Linked DNA regions of Homo sapiens: region 2 is linked to region 1. The links are chromatin loops, found by intact Hi-C in ENCODE. Cell type or tissue: MCF 10A. All regions are shown on one strand. Each heading gives the region's core, and the rest is flanking DNA. Links, peaks and the distances in the headings are about the cores only. Region 1 has its middle 63 kb from the start of CLDN18. Region 2 overlaps LOC105374128 (a long non-coding RNA gene).

What was found. Peaks named below come from ENCODE experiments on the same cell type or tissue, not always from the same donor. Only the 100,000 strongest peaks of a DNase experiment are listed, where the experiment ranks them.
Region 2: it touches region 1 in a loop (12-fold over the local background); 4 of 110 quality-filtered maps call a loop at or near these places.

The regions. Positions count from the first base shown.
Region 1 is chr3:137,942,923-137,951,261 of GRCh38, forward strand. No RefSeq gene overlaps it. Among named protein-coding and RNA genes, the nearest start is that of CLDN18, 63 kb to the right of the region's middle. RefSeq lists enhancers at 3,278-3,779, 5,587-6,255. In MCF 10A, for the core only: a CTCF peak has its summit at 3,625 (motif pointing left); a DNase peak (open chromatin) is centred at 3,639.
Region 2 is chr3:138,047,416-138,055,754 of GRCh38, forward strand. It overlaps LOC105374128 (a long non-coding RNA gene), which reads right to left. Exons shown (of 2, transcript XR_001740930.2): 1 at 7,091-8,339; 2 at 1-1,913. Among named protein-coding and RNA genes, the nearest start is that of CLDN18, 41 kb to the left of the region's middle. RefSeq lists an enhancer at 1-261. In MCF 10A, for the core only: CTCF peaks have their summits at 2,292 (motif pointing left) and 4,946 (motif pointing left); a DNase peak (open chromatin) is centred at 4,956.

The DNA.
Region 1 (8,339 bases), core at 226-8,225:
GACTGTAATTCCCCCATATTTTGGAGACTAAGCACCTCAACCTGACTACAGCTCTTTTACGGTCCTATCATCCCCATTGCCATCAGTGAGTCAAATTTTATAACATCTTTTATCATCGGCTCCAGCCTATAGGGGATAGCTACCACTGAACATCTTAGTGATGCCAAAGGCCCTCTCACCAATGCATTTCTTTTTTTTTTTTTTTAACTTTTGTTTTAGGTTCAGGGATACATGTGCAGGTTTGTTATACAGGTAAATCGTGTGTTGCAAGGGGTTGGTGTACAGATTATTTCATCACCCAGGTTAAAAGCATAGTACTTGACTGGTAGTTTTTTAATCCTCACCCTCCTCCCACCCTCCACCCTCAGGTAGGCCCCTCACCAGCACATTTCTTTTGCTGTTCTTAAATGATGTGGCCTCATTTAAGAAGACCAAAAAGAATATGCTGGAACATAGCCATTTGGCTAGCCTTCCAGCTGTGCAAAGTATACCTATTCTAGCATGCCCACTTTCCTGAGCTGTTTAATCCCTTTATCCACCATCTGCCAACGCAATTCTGGCATTTAAACTTTTCTAAGCATAGTGCATTGCTTCTTTCATGCTTCCAGGAGCCATCCTAGTAGCAAATTCTTACTTAGTCAGGGGTCCTTGCCAGGATGTTAAATCCTGAATGTCAGGAGAGTACTTCCAAGTCAACAAAGTCTTCCCTATTCAATTTATGTTCTGGGCCCCCTGATCAAACACTCTCAGAATGTAGTCCCAGGATACATTGACTACATCTTGCAGCCTTTTAAAAGTAGAATATTTTTGCTTCCTTATCAGGACCAGCACATTCTCAGCTGGGATGTACTGAGACCAACCCTGCTTATAGGCCTAATCCCCAAGAGGGGAAGTAGGAGTGGATTCTGAGGGGGTGGTACCCACTGCCTTTTGGAGAAGAGGTGTCTGCATCCTCTTCCAGCACAGAGGAGTGCTAGCACTTACCAGAGAGTGTTCAGCCACTTTTGCAGCCTCAGAAGTTTCAAGGCAGTCTAGGAAGCCAAAATGCTTAGAAGCATTGCCCAGATGTCTTTATCTCATGTGTCAGAGTCCTAGGATTTCCTAATCAGGGCCCTAACTCCGGCATAACAGATCTGCTTTAAGTGGACATTTAACTTTCTTTGATATTCAGCCACTGAACCTATAAGGTTCTAAGCTTGATCCTTGGCTTCCTCTTGTTCTTCAAGCAAGACAAGGGGGCTTCTTTGTATATAACCAAGGAGACTCTTTGGCTTTCACACCTGCCTTTCAATTGCCTGCTACTTGTCCTGCACTGTTCATTATCTTAGTGTAGGCTATCACTGGCACTTAGCAATAGCTATCCAATACTGTTACCCTTAGAGCTCCTGTTTCTTCATACCTTTCAAACAGCCTGACACATCTTGTCTGCTAGTATATTCCTTTCCACTGTACAATACCCCCAATTCACCACTGTTTAACAGTTGGACCTCCATCTTATACCAGATGCTGTCTGTGATCACCCACCAACAGTGATAAGCTCCTCACTACAGACAGGTGGTGAATAATCCTACTCCAAAACGGTATCTCATTGCCGACACTCTTTAACCAGCCATTACTGGTACCAACCATTCCAGCTTGGGTTCTCTGGAAGCAGATGGGGAGACAAAATTTAAGGTGTAAGGTGCTCATTGGGGACCAATACCTTTGAAAGGAAGGGGTGAAAGCAGGATTAGCTTACAATGCAGGTCTGATTGGGCTGGAAATGTTGGGCCTTTATACTGCCACCTTGTTAAATCACTGGATGTTGGCTGTTAGGGAAGTTGTAACCTCAGCTATTTACAGCTGAGGCCAACCCTTGAAGGTACTCACAACTGACAGTCACCTGCTAACCACACTTCCTGGTACACCCAGAAAGCAAGTCCTTCATTGAAGAGGAATCTGGGTGGTTCATGCCCAGGTCTACTGCACAAAGATTTTCAGTTACTACTCGTCAATATCCATGTTCCCTTTTTTTCATAATACTAAAACCATAATTTTTACTTGAGCAGAGTAATCGCTAAGAATAAACACTATGTTTTCCAGCCTCCCTTGCAGGAGTCATGGCCATGTGGCCAAGCTCTAATCAATGAATTGTGGGCAGATGTTTCACATAACATTCCCAGGAACCTAATCTTCCTAAATAGATGACTGCTACTTATCCTTTATCCTTTTCTTCATCCCTTCCTCATTAATGACCAGAATGCAACATGATGTCAGAGTCTGCTATAGCCCTCCTGGGACATGAGGTGATTGTGCAAATAAGGCCACATGTGTGACCAACAGGATGGAGGTGGCCAGGTCTCTGAGGACTTTGTGAAGCAGAGCTACATACCTTCCCTTGATTCCCTGTCTCTGGACCCTCAAGAGACACAAATAAATTCTGTCTTATTTGGATCATTGCTATTTTGGGTCTCTGGGTTTTTGTTGTTGTTGTTGTTGTTGTTGTTGTTCTTTTTTTTTTTTTTAGATGAAGTCTCACTTTGTCACCCAGGCTGGAGTGCAGTGGTGTGATCTCGGCTCACTGCAACCTCTGCCTCCTGGGTTCAAATGATTCTCCTGCCTCAGCCTCCCAAGTAGCTGGGATTACAGGTGCCTGCCACCACACCCGGCTAATTTTTATATTTTTATTAGATACAGGGGTTTTCACCATGTTGGCAGGCTGATCTCAAACTTCTGACCTCAGGTGATCCGCCCACTTCAGCCCCCAAAGTGCCGGGATTACAGGCGTGAGCCACCACACCAGGCCTTGGGTCTCTGTTTTTTAATAGCCAGATCTAATTCTAATTGATACAGATGGATCCTGGCTAAGCATTTCCCAGGTGTAGGTTGCTCATAGGGAAAAATTGTCCACTTTGGAGGAGACTCAGCTATGTTATACAATGACTGTATTGGATCTCTAGCTAAAACGATATTGCCTTAAAATCATATTCTCATCATAGCACTAAGATGGTCAGAGCTTTGGCTGGGGCATTAACTTGAACCTTTCTTGAATGTCCAGGGATGCCAGCCTGGAATGTAGGTGTGGGTTCCTTTATCCCTGATCATTCTAGGCCTGTGATAACCTATAACTACTAGGATGACTCCCTACCAAGTCTCCCCTCCAGAAGCCACCTTTCGCTTGCAATGTCCTGGCTTTCAGATGCTGCTCTGGTAACAGCCTCTTCCCCTAGATTGTTAAGATTTTCTTCACCAGTGGTGGAGTCCCAGGATGTCCTTTCTAGGCACGCATGAGAATAAGCAAAATATTTAGTCTTCACTTTCTTTTTTCTCTTTTGTTTGTTTCTTTTTTTTTTCCTTTTTTGCCAGCGATATGACTATTTTTCATCTACTACAAATTCTTTAAGTTCTGATGCCTAAATTTGATTTTCTGTTTTACGGTAGCATTTGTAATTAAGTTTCAAACTTTGAATCAGCTTCCAGATGCAAACCTACCACTCATCTTTTGTGTGATCTTGAAAAAACAATTTGCCCTCCCTGAGACTCAGTTTCCTCATCTGTTAAATGAGTGCCAGTTTTAGCCGATCATCTGCAACTTACCTTTGCGGGGGCGGGGCGAAGGGGGGATTGTTTGTCCTATTGCATCCGTAAGTTGCTACTGCCCTCTAGTGGTCATAAGATGATTTGATTTCCTCCAAGAAAGTAGCCCCGGGGCCTGAAGGCTTCCTGGAAACATGAAATGCAATCTTCAGAACTCAACCATGTAACAGGCGAGCTGTATTGTCACATCCTATTAGGATGCCACAGGGAAGGGCAAACTAAGAAAAATGCAAACATTAGGTGAACTGTGGGATAAATGTCTAATTTAAAACAGAGAATAAATAAATCTCACAACTACCATCACAAACTTGGCAATACCTTAAAGGTGTCAGTGACATAAAATAAGCCAAAACTGGTAGGCAAACTCTATGTTCTTTGTAAGATTTCAGAATCCTCTCTGGTATATCTTAGCATGTACCAAGATTGGGAATCAGAACTAAAACAGCTTTCAACTTATCCTTGCTATACAGTGGCTCCTTTGTTGTCCATTTTCATAGCCCTAACCACCTTGCACATGGTCTAATATTTAGGAGACATTTAGTCAACTTTATGCAGAAGGAAAATAAATCCACACAGTTGCATATGTCAAATTGCTCATCCCATAGGGAGAATATTAACAGCTGATATTTAATAAGGACTTAACTCTGTGCCAAGCATTTAATATGCAATCACTCATTGAATTCTTATGACACTCCTATGAAATAGATGTAATGATTACCATAACCTCTTTACTATAAGGAAACTGCCCAGGCTCATAGCAGAATTGCATTCACTCCCCTCTTGAAGTCAGGCATCACCACGTGATTCCAGTGAGCCAATGAAGTGTGAGTGGAAGTGGCCTCGGTTCAGGCCCCCATGATAGCATTTAAGAGTTACATGACCTTGGGCACATTTCTTGACTTTTCTGCACCTCAATTTCTAACTGTGTGATTTTGAGCAACTTACTTAATCCTCTGTGCTTCTGTTTCTTCATCTGTAAGCTGAGAGAAGCACTGTCTCACCTGGGTTTGTGAGGATTCAGTGAGATAGTGTGTAAAGGAGTTGGCAAGTGTAGACAGTCAATAAATGCAGTAATGTTTTTATAAAATTATCAGGATTTTTTTTCTTTTTTTTTTTTTTTTGAGATGGAGTCTTGCTTTGTCACCCAGGCTGGAGTGCAGTGGCGCAGTCTCGGCTCACTGCAACCTCTGCCTCCCGGGTTCAAGTGATTCTTCTGCCTCAGCCTCCCGAGTAGCTGGGACTACAGGCGTGCAGCACCACACCTGGCTAGTTTTTGTATTTTTTTTAGTAGAGACAGAATTTCACCATATTGGCCAGGCTGGTCTTGAACTCCTGACCTTGTGATCCACCCACCTCAGCCTCCCAAAGTGCTGGGATTACAGGCATGAAACACTGTGCCCAGCCAAATTGTCAGGATTTTAAGAAAAGCTATGCATTTATATTAGGAATATTTTTGAAGTTGTTTAAAGGTGAAAGAAGGAATTTCTATGGCACAAATGAAGAACATGGGAAAGACCCAATGCAGAGCACGTACTTATGTTAAAACAAGTTGTCAGCATGTTCTTCCCAATTTGACAGGACTCTTGATAGCAGCTCAGCTACACCTTTGGAAACCCTGAGGGCACCAGCTTGGTTTATAGGCTGCTTACTGGGCTCTGCTGACTCACATATTCCCCTTGTCAATGCTGCATCTACTCTGAGCCTGGCACTGATGGCCAACAACAAGCCTGAGAAGCAGTGTCCCATCCAGAGGAGACACATGCATTTGTAGAAAGCATAGCTGGTGGAGAAGTAGAGATGGGACAGGGAATCAAGCAGCCTCTGATGAGAGGCACCACTGTCAGAGAGCTCCAACCTCACAGACATCCACACCAGGTCAGATGAAGAGGAATTCCTGGGCTGGCTTCCCACAGAAATGGGGGAGTAGCACTATCCCCAGGCATCCCCCAGCGCTGTGCCATCTGTCAGAACCACAGACACTTCCACCATCAAGGAGAGCTAGAAAGAGGGAATGTGGTAGTGCGAGTCAACATCCGCCAGGCACATGCCTGTTTATTCCTGACACTTTAAGGCAATGTTCTGCAGAAGTAGCTCCAGCCTGCTTGGTGCAGCCCAGCCCAGCAAGTGCACAAGTAGTGAAGCCAAAAGTCACTCAATTTTAATCCTACTTGACCCTGGGACTCAAGTTTCACTATGTGCTTATTAATGCTGGAGAAGTACCTCACTGGCATCTGAAGACAGAAGGAACAAAGTGGCAACAAAATACTCAATGTTAAAGCAAGCACATTGACCCACAGAGGTCTTTACATGCAGCTGAGCCATCATCCTCATCTTCAAAGAAGGTGATTAGGGATCTCACACTGGGCAACTTGCACCTAAAAGGGTCTACTGCTGGCAAAGGCTATCTAGATCAACTTCCTGCTGTGAAATTCAGATGGCAATGGCTATCTGCAGGCTAAATGAAGAGGAACCCTGACAAGCTGTGTGTCCCTAGGAGGGAGATGGGTCCAGAGGCTATTCCCCTGCCCAAAAGTGGGTTCTTGGATACAGTGCCCCAGGGCTCAGCTTAGGGCAAAACTTAGAGTTAACCTCAAAAATTGTTCCTGGAAATGACACTAATAATCATATCTTCTACTTAAAATCATTGTACTAGGCACTTTACATTACTTCATTTAATTCTCACTGCATTTAATATCTTCAGCTTCCACATATGAAAACTAAGGTTCTGAAACGTTAACTTGTCCGAAATCAAACAGCCAGTGAGTAGTAAAGAAATTCCAAATTATGTTCCTAGCCACAGTATCTGAAATTATGCCTGTGCTGGAAATATGGTAATGGGTCCAGGAAAGAAACTATCTTTCTCCAGTCAGACATCAGAAAGCACTGAAAGTCTCTAAGGAACATCCTTAGCTTGCAGAAATGCAAACAGAGCATTTTTCAGAGAAGTTTGGAAAATTAATAAGTAGAAACTTGAGGAAGGTCTTCTCTCATGCTTCATGACTGAGGGCTTTGGAGTGGGACTCAAGATGAATAACTATAGAAGTCCTAGCAGTCGTAGTAGCAGCTATCAGTGAGGGCCTATTTAGATGTCATGCCGAGCATTCTTCTAAGCCCTTTACACGTACTGACTATTTAATCCTGTCTACAACTCAGTGAGGGTGGTGCTATTATTATCCTTATGTTACAAATGAAGAAACTAAGGTACAGATCATTTAAAAACTTGTCCAGATCATACCACTGTGCTGGATTTCCTGGATTTAAACCCAGGTGGTCTGGCTCTGAAGCCTGCAAACACAACCACTACACTGCATGTTGACATGGAATAGCAGTAGAGACCTGACCAGAGTGCCAGGATAGCAAAGGGCAGTTTGGAAGACTCATGAGGAATGGCTAGTGACACTTCTGGTTCAGGAGAATTACACCCTCTGCATCAGTTTCCTATTGCTGCTGTAACAAATTACACCAACTTAGTGGCTTAAAACAATACTCAATTATCATCTTACAGTTCCTATAGGTCAATCACAGTGTGGATGAATAGGTGGTTTCAATAGCTCCAGCACAGTATGGATGAATATGTGGTTTCTATAGCTCCAGCACAGTGTGGATGAATAGGTGGTTTCTATAGCTCCAGCACAGTGTGGATGAATAGGTGGTTTCTATAGCTCCAGCACAGTGTGGATGAATAGGTGGTTTCTATAGGTCCAACACAGTGTGGATGAATAGATGGTTTCTATAGGTCCAACACAGTGTGAATGGATAGATGGTTTCTACAGGTCCAACACAGTGTGGATGAATTCTCTACTCAGGGTCTCACCAGTCTAAAATCAGGGGGCTCTGATTCTCATCTGGAGCTCGAGGTCCTCTTCCAAGCTCACTGATGTTAGCAGAATTCAGTCCCTAGTGGTTGTAGGACTGAAGTCCCCATTTCCTTGTCACAGGGCCACGTTCGCCTTCAAACAGCAATAGCATATGCAATTCTTTTCATGCTTCAAATATCTGGCTCTGATTTCTCCTGCCACATTTCTCTGACTTCCATTTTGGCCTTCCTCTTGTGCCACCAGCCAAAGAAAGTTCTCTGCTTTTAGGGACTCATATGATTAAATTAGACTCAATTAGATAATCCAGGATAATCTCCCCTATTTTAAGGTCCATTGATTGATAACCTTAATTATGTTTCACCCCATGGCATAACACCAGAGTCTGAAAGCCAGGGGCCAACATTCTGCTCACCACACCCTTCCATGCCTGGATTCCTGTGACTCTTAGCCCAGGGAACCCAGGTTGAGCCTTATTTGCTAATAACCATTTCCTTCTTGACTTTCTCCATGAAAACAAGGACAATGTTTGTCTTGTGCATCACTATATCCCTGCACCAACACAATGCCCAGCACATAGTAGATACTCAACAAACACCTTCTGGCTGAATGGCTGACTGATCCTAACAATCATCATCAGTAATCTACCAACTGTCATTTGCTTTTGGTGACTGAGAGAAAAAAAATAATTTACCTCCATACATCAACTTTTGCATCTTCTCCCTTTCCCATAGTAGAATGAACAGATTTATTTCTTCAAAAAAATCAAGCATTGGCAAGAAAGTAAAATTATACGAGTGGCTGGAATACCCTAAATCACTCCTGGTAAATCTTTCTCCATGAGTTAATTCACCAGGTTTTTCTTGAAATGGCTTGCCTGCCTGCATCTGCAGATGGCAAAAAATAAACCCAAAATAAGATGGTGGAGTTAATGCCAATATATTAAGC
Region 2 (8,339 bases), core at 257-8,256, 100 kb after region 1:
CAACGGGTGTGTATTATGAAATTTAGGATCTAAGCTAGCAAGACTTTGCTATACGGCTTTGAGAAGGTATATGGTTGTCGCAAAAATCTCAGGAGACTCTGCAAGATAAGAAAATCTCAAAGCAGAGGCAAGTTCAGAGACTTGCTTTCCTACTCCTGAATCTTCATTCAGCTGAGCTAATGGCCAGGAATGACAAGAGGACTCACCATTGTTTGAGCCTGCCTGTGAATTTGCATAAAATGTGATTTAAAACAAAAACATAACCAAGGATCTGGCCCCCAGGAATAGTCAAGGTATCTGCAGTGAGTAGAAGACTATTATTTATACTGCCTGGAATCCCACCACAAATCTTTACAGAAACGCACAAACTCACATTGGATCAGGCTTTTGTTGGTCTCCAGGGAATGCTGACTTTGTTTATTAATGCCACAACAAACGTGTCTCTGAATAAGGGAACTGACAGGACACCCGTCTCTGCATTGAAACCTGATTAAAAGCAAGTCCAGCCCCTTCTAGTCTCTCAGGAGTCTTCACAGTTTCTAAGCTGTCCTTTGTGAGTCAGTGATGTCGATGGCAGGAAAACTCCATCCTTGTTTCTTTGGGTGATAATCCACACATCACAGCATGAATACTCAAGCTCTCACACGAAGCAATGGTCTGCCTCCCAAATAGAAAGAAGGAGAGTTGCCTAAGTGGAAGGACTTGATAGGAGCTGAAAATGCAGCCCCATGACACCCAGTCCTCCTCTAATAAAGGTTTTTCCCTATCTCCTGTCACTGATGCTGCAAATTCTACTCTGGAGGCAGAGTGGCATCGGCAGGCAGCACTTCCTGAACCTTTCCATGAAAGGGACCCTTAAACACAGGGGAACTGTGGGGATAGTTGCACATTATGAATATACTGAAAACTACTGAATTGTATACCTTAACGTGCTGAAGTTATATTATATTAATTATATGTTAATAATGATAATAAATTTTTTAAAAATACATAGAGGAAATAGCCTATGTCCTTGCAAGGCCAGCAGGACCAGGACTCAAGTGGACAGCTCTAAGTATGAAGTATTGTGCATGTTGCATTCTGCTTCAAAATACATCTATATCTGTTGTAACTGTTTAAAGATAAAGTTATTTCCCAGTTAAAATGCTTAATTTTATCCCCTCAGATATTCAAATAAAATTGATACCCCAGGTGGACGTGCCTTAGATGGAGAACCCTGTGGCAGCACCACTCACTTGTGGCTTGAGAAACACAAAGGGGAGGTGGGCTTACCAGGGTGAGATCCCAAGGTGTGGATCCCAGAGTACGAATCCCACGATGTGCATCCTAGGGTATGGGTGCCTAAAATGGTGCTGAAGGTCTGACTTAGGGTGACTCTCACTCACATTTTTCACAGAATAAGTTCAGAACTCTGGGCTATCAAAAGCCCATTGTCACATGTGTGGACCCATGCATCCACTCTCACCCTTCCATGTTCTGTTCACAGTGCTGCCTCAGGTCTATGACATCCAATGGCAGCAGGCATCGTTCACCTTGTGCGTGCCCAACTCTGACTCCCAGGGCAGTCTCCCCACACCTCACGGGCTTCATGCCACATATGAAGCAGGCCTCTGGGGGTGGTCTCAGCCATAGCCTCCGAGAGCCTTCGAGACTGTTGCTCTGCAACACCAGTGGTCCCTTCCAACCAATGTCCTTTCTTGCCTCCAGCTGACATGGTGACATCATGCTCTCCAGCTTCAGTTTTAAGCCATGGTGGAAAATGTTTGGGCATGCCTTGCACAATGGACATATCTTGCTCTTCTCACTCCATCCACAGGCCTTTTGCCTAGCCGGCCTGCAGATGGCTGTGTGTGGAAGGCAGGGGTATGTCAACATTGAAAGAAATCACATTCTAGGAATGTGGGGGTTAAGGCCTAAAAAGTCAAAGAGAAGACATGATTGGTAGATGTGTCATGCTACATTTACATTATGAAATTTCAAATGGCAAATTTAACAAGACCAGAACATTATCATTCAGATTCTCTGCATACTCTGGGTAGGATTTGTATTTGGTCTCAACAACAAAGCACAGCAACAAGATTAGAGGGAGTTGCTGGAAGCCAACATCCACAGGAGGCTGACATGTGACTCAACATCGCAAGTAAGCAATGATGTCACCAGCATGACATGTGAAGCCCAAATGCACCTAGATCTACTAATCTGGGGGTCCTAGGTAAGGTGACGTTCCCTGCCGAAGGGCCCAGAGTGCCCCACATAGCAACAGAGCTGTCACCTGCACCCTCCGCGCTCATCCTCCCTGTGCTCTGTGATCTACTGCCCCCTGCAGACCTCCCTGGACACACCTCATCCCTCTCCTCTCTCAAGTCCAGACTACCATTTTCTGGCTTCTTCCAGGCCACCCTCAAACCACCATCTACGCCCACTGCAGATCTGCAAACACCCCCTGCCTCCGTCTCCCAGAACAGGGCTGCCTTCTCCTTCTAAGACCCAGTTCTGTCGCAGAGCTGTGTGGGCCCCTAATGATATAGCAGCGAACCCCATAATTCCTGAAGGGCTTTTTCAAAAGTCATTTTGTTTCTGCTATACATTAGCCACAAAAGAACTAATTCTAAAGCAAAAAAAAAAAAAAAAAAAGACAATTATGTGAAAAACGGCTCGGAACCATGAAATAGATGCTGATTATAAATATAGGCTTCAGGCATTATGAAATGAGGCAGCTCTAAATTTTCAAAGAACAAAGAAAAAGCAAGAGGATTTTCTAAATATCAAAAAGACTTTCAGGTTATAATTAGTAAATTGACTAACCTTTTTAAAGGTACAAGTAAATTTCTAAAGCCTGCAGCATTCATGGAATTATATATGCTGTAAGTCTAGGGGACTGACTCTGCCAGCCTCCTCACTTCACAGATGAGAAAACAAAAGGTTCCATGACTTTCCCAAGGTCATAAAACAAGTTTGTGGCTGCTAGAATTTTAATTGGAGCTCCTGTCCTCCATCTTCAGTTTCTTTCACCCATTCTACAATGGAAGCTACTTTCACAAATAGGCAACAACGTTCAGATTACTTGCATAAATATATGGAGATGGTGTTTGTGGAGGTGGTGGTAGTGATGGTGGTGGTGGTAAGAGGGTGGTAATAATGGTAATAGGGGTAGTAGAGGTGGTGGTAATAGCTGTGGTGGTGGAGGTGGAAGTGGTTGTGGTGGAGGTGGTGGTAGAGGTAGTGATGGTGGTAATGGAGTGATGGTAGTGATGGTGGTAGATGTGGAGGTGTTAGTGGTAGTGGTGGAGGTGGTTGTGGTAGTGGTGGTGGTTGTGGTGGTGGTAGAGGTAGTGATGGTGATAATGGAGTGATGGTAGTGATGGTGGTAGATGTGGAGGTGGAAGTGGTTGTGGTGGAGGTGGTGGTTGTGGTGGTGGTAGAGGTGGTGATGGTGGTAATGGAGTGATGGTAGTGATGGTGGTAGATGTGGAGGTGTTAGTGGTAGTGGTGGAGGTGGTTGTGGTAGTGGTGGTGGTTGTGGTGGTGGTAGAGGTAGTGATGGTGATAATGGAGTGATGGTAGTGATGGTGGTAGATGTGGAGGTGGAAGTGGTTGTGGTGGAGGTGGTGGTTGTGGTGGTGGTAGAGGTAGTGATGGTGGTAATGGAGTGATGGTAGTGATGGTGGTAGATGTGGAGGTGTTAGTGGTAGTGGTGGAGGTGGTGGTTGTGGTGGTGGTGGTGGTAGTGAAATGATGGTAGTGATGGTGGAGGTGGAGGTGGTAGTGGAGGTGATGGTGGTGGTAGAGGTGGTGATCGTGGTAATGGAGTGATGGTAGTGATGGTGGTGGTGGAGGTGGAGGTGGTAGTGGTGGAGGTGGTGGTTGTGGTGGTGGTAGAGGTGGTGATGGTGGTAGTGGAGTGATGGTAGTGATGGTGGTGGATGTGGAGGTGGAGGAGGTAGTGGTGGTGATGATGGTGGTGGAGGTGGAGGTGGTAGTGATGATGGCAGAGATAATGAAAATTGCAGTGGGGCCAGGCACAGTGGTGCACACCTATAATCCTAGCACCTTGGGAAGCTCAGATGGGAGGATTACTTGACCCCAGGAGTTCAAGACCAGCCTGGGCAACATAGGGAGACCCCCATCTCTATAAAAAATAAAAAGTTATCTGGATCTGTGGTCCCTGCTACTCAGGAGGCTGGGGCAGGAGGAGGATCTCTTGAGCCTGGGAGGTTGAGGCTGCAGTGAGCTGTGATTGCACTACCGCACTCTAGCCTGGGTAACAGAGCAAGACCCTGTTTCAAAAAAAAAAGGAAAGAAAAGAAAAGAAAGAAAGAAAATAAATAGTGGTGGTATGCATATGTGCTGGGAAGTTGAGGAGTGAGGAATAGTTCAAGGGCAGTTCAAGGGCATGTCAGCCAAAGCTCAGATTCAGTTAAGAGTGAATATATATAAGAAACTGGCAGAATGAGGAAAAGGATTCAGCCGGTATAGACAAATCAATTAGATGTATCCACAAACAAAATGACAGAAATGGTACAGCAGCTGAGGAAGCAACAGGGTCATAAGGACCTTTCAGTGTGGGATTGCCATGCATGCTGGATATTTCCAGGCTGCGGAAAAGCTCCTAATAGTGAGGCTCCTTGAGTGCAGGTACAGGTTGTGAAACCCATCAATATTTGTTGATTGCCTTTTCTGTGCAAGGACCTCAGCTGGGCCGTGGCAACACAAGGGTATGCAGGAAAGCAAGAGAGGCCATACCCTGTCCTGCTCCATTTTCTATCTTTAAATGTTGGGGGTTTTGTGTTTTGTTTTGTTTTTTAATCACGGGAGAGTTGCCTGGATGAATAAGACAATTCATCAAGTCCTGCCAAACCATGAGTGGTGGTGCAGGCTGGAGGAGCCCCACTTATTTCTTACAGTGAAGTTAGCCTGTCATTAAAAAGTGCCTGTGTAGCCATTCACTTTGTGGCCCACAGTGCCACCGTGTGGAAGGCACCTGTTGGCTGGACATGCACAAAATAAAACCGAAGCAGTGGCAGCTTTTAAACCAGCCCATCACCTTCACTCGGGGAACCCAAAGCACTCCCTCCATGTGACTATTATGCTCAATTTACCAAAGAAAAGGCCGTTGGATCTGTGGGTTCAATGAACCCTTAGTGATCAGCTATGTGGTCTAAGTTCTCACTGATCTCCTCTCTAAGATCCCTGATTGAGGTCAGAATCGCAGAATCAATGGGCACTTCTCTATTCTTTCATACCAATCATTTGATCCATTGCACTGATAGTTTATTGAGTACAAAATGCAGCTTCCTCTTCCACAAAAGCCTAACAATGGTCAGCTATTGCCAATGGAAGAACAATTCAGCTCATCCCATCTTTTCTGGATCAGGTCCTTATATTACCCCCGCCGCCCCCAAGCTTTACTTAAAGTCCTCTCTATCCCTTTGAAACATTTTTCTTTCTGGCTCCCTGCTTAGGTTAGCTCTTCTCGCTTGTCTTGTCATTAGGTGGAATAATACATGAAGACACTCCTGGCACAATTACTGCCTTGGAATTGGCCCAGTTCAGCTTATCAGATGATGAGTGTCTGCTATGGGCAGATGCAAGTGATATAAGCATCAGAGACACCTCCTTCCCAAAGAACTTAACACATGTTAGTGTCTCCACTGGCAGCTCTGTTTTCTGTCGACTATGCTAAACGTTGAGCCTGCATCTTTACATCCAGCAGGGAGATAGGCTTGCAACCTTTTGTAACAGACACAAGCATGAACACAGATGTAGAGAAGGCCACACAGGTGCAGGACAATTCCTTCCACATCCTTTCCACCTAAGCCTGGAGAGGACTTAGCGGACCTTCGCAGCTCCCCTCAGAAACTGGCAGTGAGGCCAAGCACGGTGGCTCACACCTGTAATCCCAGCACTTTGGGAGGCCGAGGCAGGTGGATCACCTGAAGTCAGGAGTTCGAGACCAGCCTGGCCAGCATGGTAAAACCCCATCTCTACTAAAAATACAAAAATTAACTGGGCATGGTGGCGCATGCCTGTAATCCTAGCTACTCAGGAGGCTGAGGCAGGAGAATCACTTGAACACAGGAGGCAGAAGTTGCAGTCAGCCGAGATCAGGCCACTGCACTCCAGCCTGTGCAACAGAGTGAGACTCCATCTCAAAAAAAAAAAAAAAAGAAAGAAAGAAAGAAAGAAGAAACTGGCAATGAGAGACACGGGGAAGAGAAGAAAAGTGCAGAATCACACTTGATGCTCTGTTGATTTTAGAGGTTACTTTACTTAGATTCCCTAAAAGCCTAGAATTTGGTTATAGCATGTGAGTCAGCTTATTATAAATATGTAATTCACTTTGGATTTTCTAAAGCTGAAAATGGTCTTCATCTTTATCTCAGTTACACACCACTACTAGGTTCCAGCCACAAGACCAGAGCATCTTCTACTTCCTAAATTGTGGGCTCAGGTTTTCAGGTGATAAAAACCTTTTTCAGGTTGTCACTATAAACCTATTATATATTTCCAATCAATGTTATCCCTATATGTATAAGTTCAGGACATTCTTCAGTTTACCTCAGAAAATATAGCTAATTAAATTTTCCCTTTTTATATTGAACCATGCAGTCATGGAAGGGAAGAGCTGGTATGGTCCAAAGACACAAACCAGTGCAGCAGCTCCCAAGTGCTAGGCTGTGGGCCAGAGCTGGTCCATTGCTAAATTTTCATTTGTCTAAGACAAAGTATGAGGCCAATTGTCCATTCTTGGAGAGTCTTATCTTCTTACTCTTCTGGTATTAAAGTGTCCTTTATAAAATGATGGTGATTGTTGCATACTTTATTTTATGTGCTGACTTGGCAAAATAAAAGTTAGCAACCTTGGATCAACTGCAAAACTTTTTGTTAACAGCCTATAGCACAATGCTACCTCACACTACCAGGGACTATACTCCTGCATTACAGAGAACTAGCCTAATGAGAATCCAGAACAGGAAGAATTGCGAGAAATGAGACTTTCTGCTTAGAAGTATTCAGAAGATGCCCACAACTAAGGTTCAAGACTCAACTTCAAAGAAGATTTCTAATTAGAATTCATGAAGGCACCTACCCATCAGAGCATTCCATGCGTTCATCCATATGTGGAGATTGGGATGGCCTCACAAGAATGTGATGTGATTTCAAATTTGAAAAATAGCCAATATAAAATTCTAAAAGAGAAAAATAATCAGAGTATCTGTGTCTTGCAAGATGGTAAAACATATGATAAAATTTCCATGACTAAGAATAGCTCACTGTTAGAACCAATAAATGGATTCAGCAAAGTTAAAGGATACAAAATCAACACACAAAAATCAGTTGCATTTCTATACATTAATAATGAACAATCTGAAAAAGAAATTAAGAAAACAATCCCACTTATAATAACATCAAAAAGAATAAGATAATAATACACCAAATCAAGCAAACAAAAGATTTGTACACTAAAAACTTCAAAACATTGCTGGAAAAAATTAAAGAAGACACCAATAAATGGAAACACATCATGTGATCATGGATTGAAAGACTTAGTATTGTTAAGATGTAAATACTACCCAAAATAATCTACAAATGTGATGCAATCTCTATCAAAATCCCAACATTTTTTGCAGGAATAGCAAAATCTATCCTAAAATTCATATGGAATCTCAAGGGACCCTGAATAGCCAAAACAATCTTGAAAAAGGAAAACAAAAGTGAAGGTCTCATGCTTCCTGATTTCAAAATTTATGACAAAGCTATAATAATCAAAATAGTGTAGTACTAGTATAAAGACAGACATGTAGACCCATGGAGTAGAATAGAGACCCCAGAAATAAAAATTGCATATATGGTCACATGATTTTCAACAAGGGTGTTAAGACCATTCAATGGGAAAAGGACAGTCTCTTCAACACATGGTGTTAGGAACACTTGATATCCATGTCCGGAATAGCGAAATTTGACCTCCCCCCTCCCCACCTTATAACATATACAAAATTTAACTGGATCAAAGACCTAAATATAAGACCTAAAGCTATAAAACTCTTGGAAGAAAAGATAGGGAGAAATATTCACAACATTGGATTTGGCAAGGATTTCTTGGAGATGACACCAAAACACAGGCAATAAAAGTAAAAATAGATAAACGTGACTACATAAAAATTGAAAATTCTGCATCAAAACACAAAATGAACAGAGTAAAAGGCAACCTATAAAATGAGAGAAAACCATTTGCAAATCATATCTAACCCCACAATATATAAAGCTCCTATAACTCAACAACAAAAAACCCAAATAACCCAATTTTAAAATAAGCAAAGGACTTGGATAAACATCTC